Linked DNA regions of Homo sapiens: region 2 is linked to region 1. Evidence: read pairs that join two places in POLR2A ChIA-PET (ENCODE). Cell type or tissue: A673. All regions are shown on one strand.

What was found. Peaks named below come from ENCODE experiments on the same cell type or tissue, not always from the same donor. Only the 100,000 strongest peaks of a DNase experiment are listed, where the experiment ranks them.
Region 2: POLR2A ChIA-PET joins it to region 1 with 11 read pairs; 4 of 35 experiments call an interaction of 5 or more read pairs at or near these places.

What each region holds. Positions count from the first base shown.
Region 1 is chr11:86,988,148-86,996,147 of GRCh38, forward strand. The region is part of intron 2 of FZD4-DT (FZD4 divergent transcript); the gene reads left to right. Among named protein-coding and RNA genes, the nearest start is that of FZD4-DT, 37 kb to the left of the region's middle. In A673, a CTCF peak has its summit at 7,346 (motif pointing right); DNase peaks (open chromatin) are centred at 2,604, 3,364, 5,514, 7,384 and 3 weaker places; H3K4me3 peaks cover 1,800 bases; H3K27ac peaks cover 5,482 bases.
Region 2 is chr11:87,191,232-87,199,231 of GRCh38, forward strand. All of the region lies in intron 5 of TMEM135 (transmembrane protein 135), which reads left to right. Among named protein-coding and RNA genes, the nearest start is that of TMEM135, 160 kb to the left of the region's middle. RefSeq lists a silencer at 5,403-5,603. In A673, no CTCF peak of the experiment used is centred here; DNase peaks (open chromatin) are centred at 3,550, 3,970, 4,390 and 5,410; H3K4me3 peaks cover 1,729 bases; H3K27ac peaks cover 7,963 bases.

The sequences.
Region 1 (8,000 bases):
CTAACTCAAGGGTATAATGGTTACACCTAAATTTTTTTCTTCCCATTACATCTTTTTGGAGGCAGTTCTATTTTTCTGTTTAATGAGGCCCTGAAAATATAAATGAAAAGTGTAATATATAAAAATCAAGCAATAACTTCACATGTTATGTGAGGAATTTTATCCCCAAGAGCTAAAAATAATATAAATTCCCTATTATATATTATAAATATTTTAATCTTGAATTAAAAATAGAAACCCGAGTCTTATACAATATATATGTGATTATTAAAAATGTTCAAAAGACAAACATTGAATACAGACAATAAAATTACTGACCTAAAGTAATTTCTTACCTCAAATTCTGGCTGTTAGCCAACTTATGTGACATTTTGTTGACATAAGACATTGATTTAGTGTTAGGAAGGAGGACTTTCTGATGGTGATGTTTCACTGGCTTGGGCAAGGTATTTTGCAGGGAAATGAGTGGACTGATCAATAAATTATGATGCTAACTGAAATGGCTTATCAGCCTTTACCAAATTTCTTTCTTGGATCGAGGTGATGAAATGATTATGCAAGTCAATCTTGCTTTTCCCACCCTCCAAAGCCCTTAAATTAACATAAATGAAAATTTTAAAAAGATTTAGGGTTGACAGACTTAGCAAAAATTAAAACAATACTGGACACGCTCAGTTAAATTCGAATTCAGATAGACAACAGACAATTGTTTAGTATAAGTATGTCCCAAATGCACTATTTTGGACATGCTATATTTTATCTGGCAACCATAAAAACAATAAATTCATAACACTGTACCATCAGTGGATCATAATTATGTAGAATTTTGGGATTGGATTAGATTGAGTTTGTCCTGCAATTCTACTTTTAGGAATTTACGAAATGAAAAGATAATATTCATAAAAACATCTGTGTAAGAATGTTCACAGAAGCGTTACTTATAATAGTCAAAAATCTAGAAACAACCAAATGTTTATCAGCATTATTCTGGATAAACAATTTGCCTTTTTAACAAGTTCCGAGGTGCTGCTGATGCTGCTAGTTCAGGCACTATACTTAGAGAGCTACTGTTCTAGAGAGATCGATAGCTCAGAGTCAGGGTGACTACAAGTCAAAAGCAGAAGGGGGTCCTGAGACAAGTGTCAGGATAATTAATTACAGACCTGCATCCGGGAGCAGCAAAGCCAGTCATGTCCCGGATCCCCCATTACCACCACCACTGAGTAGCCAGCAGCCGCAGCAGCCCTGGACCCTGGGTTAAAACCCCAAGAGACTACCCCTCCAAATAATGTAAACTTCCTATTTGGAGGGATAATGTTGTATGGGGATAGAGAGCTGAGAAAGACAAATAGACACTTCCAAAATAGACCCAGGAGAAATAAAAACTATGTTATCTTTGCTTAGGAAAAAAATGTATTGAAGTCTTCCCATGCCAAAGTAAAACCCTACTTATTCTAGTAATGAGGTAGGGAAGGCAAAGGGTCTTCAGCCTGCTTGTCTGCCCCATGCCCATGCTCCCTAAAGTGACATCTTTTGATCAAGCCCCATCCACTTACACACAGCCACAGCCACACTTTCTTTTAGGGGAGAGACCTGTTGGGAAAAACAAGTCTGAGTAGCTGCAGAGGAAGCCCATGCCAGATACCTAAAATCCAAACAGACAACTAGCGATCACCAGACAGACATCAAGATTAAGAAGGAGAAAGGACAAACTGACCAGAGGAAGCAGAGATGTCTCAGAGAGCAGTGAACTTGCAAGAAATACTAATTTGTGTACTAGGAGATATTTGAGAGGCTATCATGTTCATAAAAATAGGAACAATCATAGCCTAAGACTGCCAAAGAAATGTAATAGAAACTAAACATGACTGAGGACAGTTTCTCTCCTGTTTTCTTTATAAATAATCATGGCAAGATGCAATAAAATATGGACAAAAACTGCTGAACAGAAAAAGATGTGGCCCTGCCAAAGTAGGGCTGTGGGCTGGCAGGTGGTGCAGCCATGGGATACCTCAAATTGCTCATTAAACTGCAAGTGTATGAAATTCCAGATTTGGTGTTGGAAAGGCATTTTAGGGGTGGCATGTGTAATGTGTGAAAATCGGGCTGTATAAAAGTTGACTGTGTGAAAGTTAAGAACCATCTGTGTCCACATTCCACTTGGCTTTCCCCAGAGCTTAGTAATATAAGTCTGTCAGCTTAGACTCAGGGTCACCATTACAATAACTCTATCTATATACCATTTCACTACTTATAGTTTACAGAACACTTTTACTAATTATTGTATTTAATCCTTATCTTGGAAGGTAGCTAATATATCCTTATTCTACCCTTGAGGGAATAGAGGCAGCCAGCGGTTTTTATCTAAAACCTTCCAGGAAATATAGAGACTGGTCAGAAAGGCACTTTTGCAGACTGCTTCCCAAAGAATGATCTGCAAATTGTTGATTCCATAAGACAATAGTTCTCAAACTTCAATGTGTGTCAGAATTGCTTCATAGCTTGTACACACACACACACACACACACACACACATTTCTGTCTCTCCTCCCTCCCCGGTTTCTGGATTCAGTAGGAGCCTGAGAATTTGCATTTTAACAAATTCCTAAGTGATGATGCTGCTGCTCCTGCTGATCTAGGATCAACATTTCATGAACCACCATCATAAGGTGCTCTCTGAAAAAAGAATTCCGTGGTTAAATTGAGGCATATTTGTCGTGTAATAGCATTAGCTCTGAAAGGGAAAGAGTAGGAAAAATGGAAATAGTTATACTAGAATAATAGGATTATGAATGATTTTTACTTGAAAAATCTCTTTACATACCATGAGTTTATCTTTTAAACTAAAATGGAGAGGGAGGATATAATATACTGAAAAATGACTAAAATAAAAGATAATGCACAAAACTTAACAAAAAGTTCTTACTGATCTGGGAAAATGTTTATGATGTACAATATGATCTAACCATAGATATTAAAATAAATCTGTCTTTTTCCATGAAAGAGAGAGAGAGAACGAAAAACTAGAAGGAACTGCTCCAAAATGTGTGCAGTGATTATCTTTGGACTTTTGGGGTTATGCATAGTTTTTAGTTTCTAGGAAAATACACCTGTATTTTTTTCTAAAAAGACGCTTAGAGTCTGTAGGAATTCCAGTTTTTAAGAGGAAAAGAAAGTTTCTGCTTTTTAAAGCCCACCTTTAAAATTCCACCCCCTTTGTTTAAGCAATCTCTCAAATAGAATTATACTTCTTGTAACATAATTTGTATAAAAGGCAATTTGTGGTGATTTACTAGTGCAAAAAAGGATTATACCATTAAATCAACTAGTGTCAAATTACCACATTTCATCACATATAGACTATAATTAAGGCAAGTCTAAACTAGACTAATCTTTTTTTTCCTGCTTCCCACAATAATCTAGTTTTGTCTACTTCTCTACTACTTTTTTTTTTTTTTTTTTCGAGACCGAGTCACAGCTTGTTGTCCAGGCGGAGTGCACGATCTTGGCTCACTGCAGCCTCCACCTCCCAGATTCAAGTGATTCTCCTGCCTCAGCCTCCCAAATAGCTGGGATTACAGGTGTGTGCCGTCATGCCCAGCTAATTTTTGTATTTTTAGTAGAGACAGGGTTTCACCACGTTGGCCAGGCTGGTCTCAAACTCCTGACCTCAAGTGATTGACCCGCTTGGGCCTCCCAAGGTTCAGGGATTACAGGTGTAAGTCATTGCACCCAGCCTTCCCTACTACTTTTATGATTTTGCCCAACTGTGTTTGAAAACTGCCTCAAAGTTACAGGCCAATCTCTGATATTTATACATAACAATGAATGTTTTGTGTATTTCAAAAAAAGAAAGTAAGTAAATCTGTATATGTTGTGGTTTGTTGATTGTAACAACTGCATGCTAGAATGGGTTTCCATGGCACAGGTTCATACTGTACAAGTTTCAATGTAAAGAAAATATTCTCCTTAGAGAACTAATGAATCAATAATTCAAACATTAGGTTAATTTTTAAAACATTTTCCAGACACACAATATAATTTTTTTGCAATAGGTAGCTTAAATCAGACTGAGGCTGATTAAAATGGCCCCAAACTGTTATTTCTATAATATGTTCATGAAAATACCCCTTCAAAAATTCAGTTAAGGCCAGGCATGGTGGCTCACGCCTGTAATCCCAACACTTTGGGAGGCCAAGGTGGGCGGATCACTTGAGGTCAAGAGTTTGAGACCAGCCTGGCTAACATGGTGAAACCCTATCTCTACTACAGATACAAAAATTAGCCAGGTGTGGTGGCATGTGCCTGTAATCCCAGTTCCTTGGGAGGCTGAGGCAGGAGAATTGCTTGAGCCTGGGAGGTAGAGGTTGCAGTGAGCTGAGATCACGCCACTGTACTCCAGCCTGGGCAACACAGCAAGACTCCATCTCGAAAAAAAAAAAATTCAGTTAATAATGTGTATGTTGGATATCTGTTAAGTGCCCAATTCTGTGAGATCTATGAAATGTTTCCTGCTATAAAAGAGTTTCTGTCTAAATTGGTAGAGATAAAATTTTTACACATGAAGCGATAAGAGACAAATGAAAGTACAGATGAATGGCTCAGGGAAGTTAGTCCACTAAACAAGGGAACAAGATCTAATAGGCATACTAGGAGGCATTTTAGAGGTTATTACATTCATAAAGCAAAAATAGGAACAATCATAGCCTAGGACTGCCAAAGAAATATAATAGAAACTAAACATGGCTGAGGACAGTTTCTCTCTTGTTTTTTTTATAAATAATCATGGCAAGGTGCAATAAAATATCCGCATCTTTCCAAATCATCTTTAAACCTCTTTAAACACTACTGTAGCTGATCAGTGATAGTTCAGAGTATTCCACAGTGTCGCAATTCTAGAAGGATTTTCAAGTTTACTAAATTCAAATGAATCCTTGCTCCAGGAAGTCTGCAGTAAGGAGGCATTTATTTTCTTCCTTTTTTATCCTACTGCTACCAGCCTTTAGTACATTTACCATTCCACGGCAAGCAAGTGAGGAAATAGACAAGCGAGAGTATTTCCTCTTAGGGACATATGGCAGCAAGGGTGCCCTTGGCTACAAGTAAAAGAAAAGCCCAACAGATGTAAATGAAGAGGAAATCTCATATCTCCCAAGATAAGAAGCACAAAGTGAGGGTGAGTTCTAGATGCATCAGGATTAGAAGCTTCTGTGAAGGAACCAGCTCTTTTCTTTATCTGTACCTATCTTTCTCCATCCTCAGGCTGGTAGCAGAATGGCTGTTGTTATTCCAAGAGGCCCTCCCGGACTATATCCCAGTGTGTATAGTCCAGTGAAACGACGGGAAAACTATGACCATGAAGCAAATCTGGAGCACCACCTGATTTTTTAAAGTAGATTTTACTGAAACACATCCATGTGCATTTCCTTTCATATCGTTTGTGGCTGCTTTCACATTACAGCAGCAGATCTGAATAGCTGCAACAGAGAATTTGAATAATTCTCACAAAGCCAGGCCAAGACAAAGAGACAGCCAATCACTGCTGCTCATTGTTCACATTATCCTTTCCTATTTCTAATGGCCCGCCTATCTGTCCGTCCACCAATTTACATGAAGAGAAAATATTCTTCTTAGAGAACTAATGAATCAATAGTTCAAACATTAGGTGAATTTTAAAAACATTTTCCAGACACACAATATAATTTTTTTTTGCAATAGGTAGCTTAAATCTTACTGAGGCTAATTAAAGTGGCCCCCAAATGGTTATTTCTATAATATGTTCATGAAAATATCCCTTCAAAAATTCAGTTTATTATGTATATGTTGGCATATACATTAGTATATAAGTATATATTAGTATATAAGTAGTAGGGAAGTAGACGAAGCTAGATTATTGTGGGAAGCAGGAAAAAAAGATTAGCTTAGACTTGCCATAATTATAGCCTATATGTGATGAAATGTGGTAATTTGACAGTAGTTGATTTAATGGTATAATCCTTTTTTGCATTAGTAAGTACATATACATACATACATTTATCTTCACGCCTGAAGTCAGTCTTAGGCAGGCATGAGAAACCATGGCAAGCAACCCAGAAAGGGAATGCAGAAGGAGACTTTCATTAGTAGTTACTAGAGAGAGTGTGTTATCTCCAATTTGCTTGACGATCACCTCTGATCTTTTCATACTCAGGCTCCTGCTAAACTAGAATTATTTCTATTCCTTCCCTTTCCTAGTCTTTCTGAGGTCTTAGAAACTTAAAATCAGGCCAGGTGTGGTGGCTCACACCTGTAATCCCAACACTTTGGGAGGCCAAGGCAGGCGGATTACAAGGTCAGGAGTTCGAGACCAGCCTGGCCAACGTGGTGAAACCCCGTCTCTACTAAAAATACAAAAATTAGCTGGGCATGGTGGCGCAGGCCTGTAATCCCAGCTACTTGGGAGGCTGAGGCAGGAGAATCGCTTGAACGCAGGAGGCGAAGTTTGCAGTGAGCCGAGATCAGGCCACTGCATTCCAGCTTGGGCAACAGAGCAAGACTCTGTCTCGGAAAAAAAAAAAAAAATAGCCAGGTGGGGTGCCATGCGCCTGTAATCCCAGCTACTTGGGAGGCTGAGGCAGGAGAACCCCTTGAACCTGTGAGGCAGAGGTTACAGTGAGCCGAGATCATGCCACTGCACTCTAGGTGGGCCACAGTGTGACACTCTGACTCAAAATAATAATAATAATAATAAAATAAATAAATAAACTTAAAATTAGAGTGAAACTAGAGATAACCCTTAAAAAATATTCCAGCTGAGGGACTTACTCTTTGTTTTTTTCTTTTTAGATGGAGTCTCGCTCTGTTGCCAGGCTGGAGTGCAGTGGTGCACTCTCGCCTCACTGCATCCTCCACCTCCCGGGTTCAAGCAATTCTCCTGCCTCAGTGTCCCAAGTAGCTGGGACTACAGGCACCACCATGCCCAGCTAATTTTTGTAGTTTTAGCAGAGACAGGGTTTCACCACGTTGTCCAGGATGGTCTCAATCTCTTGACCTTGTGATCCATGAGCCTCCCAAAGTGCTGGGATTGCAGGTATCAGCCACTGCGCCCGGCCCAGCTGGGGGACTTATTCTTAAAAGGAGCTTGTGCAAAATGTTAATACTCACCATAACGGGAATGATAGCAATTTTCTGTGAAATGAGATGTGAAGAGAACCATCATTTATTGAGGATCTGCTATATGCCACATGATTTGTATATTAACTTCAGTGAATATTCACAATAAGCCTGTGATATATTAAAATTATTTGGTGATAGATCTGGCTGGAAAATGCAGAAAATCTGACTGCAGTGGATTAAAATTTATGGGAGTAGTCCACTAGGTGGTGCTGATATTGATGCAGCTTCTCAGTGACGACATTGAAAAACTAATCTCTGTCTGCATTACTATCCTTAGCAAGTTAACATTTAGCTTTGTTCATGTCTCATAATTGCAAGATGGCTACAGTAGCTCCAGATATCACATCCACATTAGAGGCAGAATTGAGAGAGGCCAGGCACGGTGGCCCATGCTTGTAATACCAGCACTTTGGGAGGCTTAGATGGGTGGATCACATGAGGCCAGGAGTTTGAGACCAGCCTGGCCAACATGGCAAAACTGTCTCTACTAAAAATACAAAAATTAGCCAGGTGTGGCTGGGTGCGGTGGCTCACGCCTGTAATCCCAGCATTTTGGGAGGCCGAGGCGGGCGGATCATGAGTTTAGGTGATCAAGACCATCCTGGCCAACATGGTGAAACCTCGTCTCCACTAAAAATACAAAAATTAGCTAGGCGTGGTGGTGGGCGCCTGTAATCCCAGCTACTCGAGAGGCTGAGGCAAGAGAATGACTTGAACCCAGGAGGCGGAGGTTGCAGTGAGCCAAGATCGCGCCAGTGCACTCCAGCCTGGTGACAGAGCAAGGCCCTGTCTCAGGAAAAAAAAAAAAAAAAAATTAGCCAGGTGTGCCAGGCGCGGTGGCTCAC
Region 2 (8,000 bases), 200 kb after region 1:
ACTTTGGCAGTATTTTTTTTTTTTTCTGAGACAGAGTCCCGCTCTTTCACCCAGGCTGGAGTGCAGTGGCACGATCTCGGCTCACTGCAAGCTCCGCCTCCTGGGTTCACACCATTCTCCTGCCTCAGCCTCCTGAGAAGCTGGGACTACAGGTGCCCGCCACCACGCCCGGCTAATATTTTTGTATTTTTAGTAGAGACAGAGTTTCACAGTGTTAGCCAGGATGGTTTCGATCTCTTGACCTCGTGATCTGCCTGCCTCGGCCTCCCAAAGTGCTGGGATTACAAGTGTGAGCCACCATTCTATTCATTAGGAGCGATTCACTAAGTACAGTCAACACTTTGGGGCAGGGAAGAATTAGATTCTACTACCTTTGGAAGGAAGAAGTGAAGAATTTGTGGGATATATTTTAAAACCACGATGATCATCATATATGATTTCTAAGCATTTCCTGTTAGAGTCTATTATTCGGAATTGTTTGCAACAGTGTTGACAATTGATATGTGTTGTGTAGTTTCTTTTTGACTGCCTTGTTTTTAGGTTTGGGGATCAGTGTTATATACTCACTTTAAAGACATAACTTAGAAGTTTTCCTTATTATCTATGTTTTTGGAATAATTTTAAAGTAGCATTGGGAGTTTATACTTTTAAAAAGTATGCTAGCATTCTCCTGAGAAGTCATCTGGACGTGGGGCATTTTTTTGAGAGCTCTATTACTGGTTTTTCTATTTCTTTTGTTTCTTTTCTTTTCTTTTCTTTTTTTTTTTTTTTTTTCGAGATGGAGTCTTGCTCCAGGCTGGAGTGCAGTGGCGCGATCTGGGCTTACTGCAACCTCCACCTCCTGGGATCAAGCGATCCCCCTGCCTCAGCCTCCCGAGTAGCTGGGACTACAGGCATGTGCCACCGTGCCCAGCTAATTTTTTTTTTTTTTTGTATTTTAGTAGAGACGGGGTTTTACCATGTTGGCCAGGATGGTGTCGATCTCCTAACTTCGTGATCCGCCCAACTTGGCCTCCCAAAGTGCTGGGATTACAGGCATGAGCCACTTCTATTTCTTTTATAATTGATTTATGTAGATGTCTGTCTTTCTTAAGGCCATTTCTGGTACCAATTTCAGTATTTTTTAGGTTAAATTTTAAAGACAAATTTATATTCAGAAGATTGTTTCTTTTTTTTGCTGTAAGTCAATAGGAATAAAATGAATTACGTATTTATGTATGTTATATAAAGGCAAACATCAGAAGTTTATCAGTTCTTTAAAGAGAAGTAAACTTGTTTTACCCATGTTTGTGTTTTAACTTGTTTTTGAAGGCAATTAGGTAAATATGAGTGAATGTAAGAGTTTTCAAAAAACCGCCTATGTTCTTTTGAAATGTGTGTGCTACTTGAAGATATCAGCTATTATTTTATTTATAAATAAGAGAAATAAGCTTTATTCCATGTAATTTGATAAAACAATTTGAATTTTTGTTTCTAGATCTATTACTGTTTATAAAGGCTGGTACAAATTCATTTTTAATAAAACCAGTTTACATATTTATAAGAATGTGATTGTATGTGTGGGTGAGCCGTGTATACTGCTTTTAATAAATATTTTGGTTTGCCGGGCATGGTGGCTCACGCCTGTAATTCCAGCACTTTCAGTGGCAAAGGTGGGCAGATCACTTGAGATCAGGAGTTCAAGGCCAGCCTGGCCAACATGGGAAAACCCCGTCTCTACTAAAAATATAAAAAATACCCAGGCCTGGTGGCACCCACCTGTAGTCCAAGCTACTTGGGAGGCTGAGGCAGGAGAATCACTTGAACCTGGGAGGCAAAGGTTGCAGTGAGCTGAGATTGCACCACTGCACTCCAGCCTGGGTGACTCCATCTCAAAAAAAAAAATTGTCATTTTTTGTGTATTCATTTCTTTTTTCATCATATATAATAGGCCATCATTAAGTTAAGACTGAGTGATACACAGCAGTGGAGTGGAGACAACAAGGTACCTGCTCTTGAGGAGCTTGTGTCTAGCAGATTCTAAGTGGGGGTGTAGTGGTGGTGAGATCTGATTCAAGAAATATTTAGGAGATACTTGAAAATTATAAGACAAATTTATCAAATCACTTAATCTAGAGTTTTCATATAGATTAAGATACAGATTGTTATTTAGTTTAGCCTCTGCTAATTTTTATCCATTTTCCTTGTAATCTGCAAAATTTTCAGGTTCTTCTGTTTTATTTTCCCATTTATTTTTCCCAAGAGCTAAATATTGATGAGACTCCAGATATGAAATTACTTTAATTTGGTAGTGAGAATTGAAAATCACTGTTTTTGGTGGGGGGATAACTGTTAATTTCTTCTAAGTACCCAGGGAATAATTGTTAAGCTTTTGATTTTGTGGCTTATGTAATTAAGAATATCTGACTTCTCTTTTCAATGTGTAATCAGAAATAAAGAATTAAGAACTCAGTTAGGTTTTTTAAATTTTTTCTTTAGTTGGTTCAGATTTAAGTCTTGAATTGTTCACTTAAAGACCATATATATTCTTATATATTATATTATATATTATATAAACATATATATTTGTATGTATATATGAAGTCATACATTATACTTGTTTTGAATTTTTTAATAGGCCTATGATCATGCTAGGATACAGTAGATACACAATACATTTATTTAATTTGTGTGCATTGAAGTATTGCTGTGGACTGTGATAAAGAATTTTTGTGGTAAGCCATAGGCTTGTTATCTTTGCTTTTTTCACTTACTAGCAGAGAAGATTAATGTAGTAATGTTCATGACATTCATGTTTATTCTTTAAAATCTTCATAAAATGTTTTGAATCAGTTAAACACATTTAAAAGAGTTTGTTCCTGTGTGAATTTTAAGCCTTTTAATGGATTTTACTTCCATTTCATTTAATGAAAAAGAAACTGTGGCTCCACACAAAAGACAACATATTTTCTGCACAAGTTAAAAAAAAATTGGTAAATGTAGATCTTTGTTGACTGAAGTGCTGGGAAAGCTGCTGTTTCTTGCACGTATTCTTAAAATCAACAAAATACCTCCACAAGACAACTGGCAGCTGTGGTTGAACTTAAAAAGCACTCTTACTTATGCTAAAGTTTGCAGTATTTTAGTCCAGCTAACTGTATACTATTCTGCAAATGAAAAAATCTCAAATCGTTTAGTGGGCAAAGACTTTTGAAATTCTCTTGTACTATCCTGTGTCAGATCTTTACTACTATTTACTTGTACAGTATAGTTTATTCTACATTTTATAGTTCCACCTTCTTAAAGAATAATAATACCTGTGTATGTGTGTGTGTGTTGTGTATTTGTATGTATGTGTATATACAGTGGAAAACTTGGTTATCATAAAATATACAAATTAAAGCACCCATAAAAACTCTGGTTAAAATTTTTGCCTTCTTGTTCCTAATTTATTATATTGAACAAGATTCCTGTTGCTCTTCATATTCTCTGTTCATCTTCCATAATTCTCTTTGAAGTCAGTAGTTGCTGTAAGTATGGAAATAGAGAAGGGAAAACCTAACTAAATCCAGTGTACTTAGAGCTCTCGTGAAAGTCAATGTTGTGGCATTTTTTTAAAGGAAATTATAGGTATCTTGCTAATTTCTTGATACTGTGTCATGAGGTTATCTTTTACATAAACTCATAAATGGATGAATTATATTTTCTTACTAAAATGATGCATATATGTTACTTAATGAATGCTTGTTTCTAACTTTTTAAATTTTAAAACCATATCAGCATTATACATTTTACTTTTTAGAAACAAAGCATGCCTTTTATTTAAAGTGTGAAACATACATTAAAAATTTAGTCTTCTTTATGTGTTATCTGAAGGAAGCTTATTAAAATCTGAATTATGTTTGTTTTACCAAGAAACATGAGTATTCTTTGCAAGACATCGAATGCAAATCCAACCATCCAAATTTAGGTAATTTATTTACTGTCAAATGTCTTTCTTTCCTTCTCCCCTGTCTTCTTTTTCTTTTTTTAAAATATGATTCTGACAAGAATGATGAATTTTAATTTGTATAATTGAAAAAGTCATTTTCTCTTTCTTTCTCTTTCCTTCCTTCCTTCCTTCCTTCCTTCCTTCCTTCCTTCCTTCCTTCCTTCCTTCCTTCCTTCCTTCCTTCCTTCCTTCTCTCTCTCTCTCTCTCTGTTTCTCTCTTTCTTTCTTTCTCTCTTGTTTTTGAGACGGAGTTTTACTCTTGTTGTCCAGGCTGGAGTGCAATGGCATGATCTCAGCTCGCCGCAATCTCCACCTCCCGGGTTCAAGCGGTTCTCCTGCCTCAGCCAGTCGAGTAGCTGGGATTACAGCTGGCTAATTTTGTATTTTTAGTAAAGACGGGGTTTCTCCATGTTGGTCAGGCTGTTCTCGAACTCCCAACCTCAGGCAATCTGCCAGCCTCCGCCTCCCAAAGCGTTGGGATTACAGGCATGAGCCACTGTGCCCAGACGAAAAAGTCATTTTCTTACTTCACACGAGTAAAAATTGTTTTTGCATGCCTGTTATTTTCATCCTACAGTTGCTTAGGGTGTGCCTGTCAATGTTGATGTTCGATGTTATTAATAATGAGTAAAATTTGAAGACATTTAAAGAAAAGCATTTGGGTAATAGTTTATGGTGGTTTTTTAAAAACAGTATGTAGTATCTGTTCGAGACTATTTTATGGCAGTTATAAACTTGTATGGAATGATACCATTAACTTAGTTTGACACAGATGCTGAGGAAATACTATTAAAAAGTGATCAAGTTCCAAAATTTTACATAGTATCTGTGCGAGACTATTTTATGGCAGTTATAAACTTGTATGGAATGATACCATTTTGTTTGCTGGAATTATTACCCAAGAAAACAAACCAGTTTTTAAAATGTTCCTTTATAATTTGAGTGAGAGAGTAAAATTATGTTGGAACAATATTTGTGACAGATTTTGGGGGAAATATTTTAGGATTTTGTGCTAAAAAGTGAATTGTAACACTCATCATCCTTTGCAATGGTGAAATGTCTGCAAATTCTGAACTTAAATATTTGATTAAATATTGCAGGTATATTCATATTTTAATTTGATATGCTTAAAATAAAAATGAAGATTATTAAGGTTACAGTATCATTTAACACATTTTAAAAAAAATTTCTAAGAAATTAACTTAGTTTGGCACAGATGCTGAGGAAATACTATTAAAAAGTGATCAAGTTCCAAAAATTTACATGTTTATTTTAGGATATGCAAATCTTTTGGTCCTAAAAATTGTTGTCATTTTTCTACATCAGGCTTAGATGCCTGGCAGTAGACTGTTTTCTTTTTCTCTTGTTTATAGTGGGGAATATTATTTTTAGGGAATTTGATGGGGGGAACCTGAAATTGAGGCTTAGTTTTACAGGAAGATCTTTTTGGAGTTGTCAGGAAGTAGACTTCAAATATACTTATGTACATTCTAGCCACTTATTCAGAATTTCCTGACTTTCTGATAAGATAGAGACCAGAGCCAGTGAAATTTTCAATGAAAACATGAACTTTCAGACTTTAACGCATAATCTTCCAAGTGGGATAATCCACTGTGTATGTTTAGTGGCTTGTAAAAGTATTTAGAATTTTTTAAAAAGTTACTATCCAAAATTGAATTTAAATTACTTTAAGAATGGATACGTATTTTGGATCTCTTAACCTTTGCTGATGTTAAATATTGGTGTTTATAAACTAGCAATTTAGAGCATTGGTGAGATACTGATGAAACATAGTTACATTTCTCCTAATGAAAAAAAATTAGCAAAACTTATAGTACCAAAATAAAGGAAATTCAGATGTAGGCTATTTTTGTCTTTAGACAAACAGCATTAAAATTTTTACTTTTTTTCTTTAGAAAAAAATACAAGATGTCTGTACTAGGTTTCCAATTCAGAGTATAACAAATATTTTCTAAGGCTAAGATGCTCCTTTCTGTAAATTTCCATGGCATTTTGTACATAATTCTATTATGTTTAGAAGTTTCCTGATATAAACAGAAGGTGCAATAGCTGGACGAGTACATATTCTTTTAATTTAATGCAAGAAATTCTAATTCGGCATAAAGGGTAAAACGTATCAGACTCTCATACAGAGTTATGAAGTAGTATAAATGGAAAAACACTAAATTCCTTTGTGTTGTCCCATAAAACAGGAAGCATCTTAAGCTATTGGATGCCTAAATATTTGTATATCAGAATCTAGAAAGGAGATGGTAACCTGTAATTTGACATTAGATACAGAATTGTGTCTGAAGTTACTAAGTGCAATTTGCTAAATTTCTTCTATTGATAGATTTCTTTATGATGGGACTTTCCAATTCTGTTAAAATTGGTAGTTTTTTTATTATTGTCATGGTTTACTTATGGCCAGTGTGGTTTTATGTGTAGCTTAGCAAAAAAAAAATGTCACTTGAGGCTATGCGTTGGCATGAGTCTAAGTTTAAATCCTAATTTCATATTTAATTATTTGATGTATGTTTTGCAAATTCACTTATTAGGGATATCATATAAATGCAATGCTACTTAGAATGAAAAAGTTACTAAAAAGTTTTTTTTATTTGTATGTTATCAGAGAAGAAAATGTATATTTTATTTATTGGGAAAACAGTTAAATTAATTCCATCTCAAAATCCATTTAGAAAATATTTATCTATTTTTATTTTTAGTTTTTGGATACTTTTTTATTTTTATTTTTTTAGGTACATAATAGTTGTAAATCTTTATGGGCTACATGTGAGTATTTCTTACACGTAATGATCAAGTCAGAATATTTGGGGTATCCATCACCTTGAGTGTTTATCATTTTTATGTGTTGGTGTCATTTCAAGCCCTCTCTTCTTGTTATTTTTAAATATACATAATACTGTTGCTAAATATAGTCACACTAGTCTGTTATCAAACATCCTCCCAACCATCCTCCTCAGTTCTATTCTTTATGTACATGAGATTAAAGTTTTTTAGTTCCCATATTTGAGTAAGAATGTATGTCAAAATCCGTTTTACAATTTATTTTACTACACATTTGTATTAGGATACCTCTTTCAGATCTGTTGTTTTTGGATGGAGGGTTTTGGTATTCCAAGAGCAGGATCCTTGGAAACCCTTCAAAACCCTTAGAGTATTCTAGGGAAAAACAAAACAGAACAAAACAAAGTCAGCAACAAAAAAGTTAATAAGGGTACTTCCTGAGCTGAAAATGTCTGTTGTCTGAGGTTGTTTTTTGTTAGTTGGTTTTTCCTTCCCTCTCCTCCCCGCTCTGTTTCTCCCCCACTCCTCCCTTCCCTCCTCCCTCCCCTCTCCCCTCCCCTCTCCGCTCCCCTCTCTCTCATTCTCCTTGCTTCCTCTTCCTTTCCATCTCCTCTTTCTCTCCTCTCCCTCTCTTCTCTTTTCCCTGTTTCCTCCTTCCCTCTCTTACTTCCTCCAATTTCTTCCCTCCCTCTCTTTTCTTTTTTTTTTGCAATGGATGAGCAAGTGATGATTCAACATGTACCATGTAAAGGCACTATACCAGGTGTTAGAGACAAGTATAAATAATAGAAACAACAGTTTAAAAAGATGCTTAGAAATGAAGAACGTTTGACTGAGTTCCTAGTTTTATAAATTCAGCAAACAAATATTGTCTTCTATGTCTTTTTTTATTTTGCTAGGCACTAGGGATTTTCCTGCTCTCAAGAGGCTTATATTTTAAATCTATGCAGTGCTATAATAGAATTATGTACAAAATGCCATGGAAATTTACAGAAAGGAGCATCTTAGCTTTAGAAAATATTTGTTATACTCTGAATTGGAAACCTAGTACAGACACCTTGTATTATGAGTAGTTATCGCTGTGGCTCACATCTGTAATCTCAGCACTTCGGGAGGCCGAGGCAGACAGATCATGAGGTCAGGAGTTCCAGACCAGCCTGGCCAACATGGTGAAACCCTGTCGCTACTAAAAATACAAAAATTAGCTGGGCATGGTGGAACT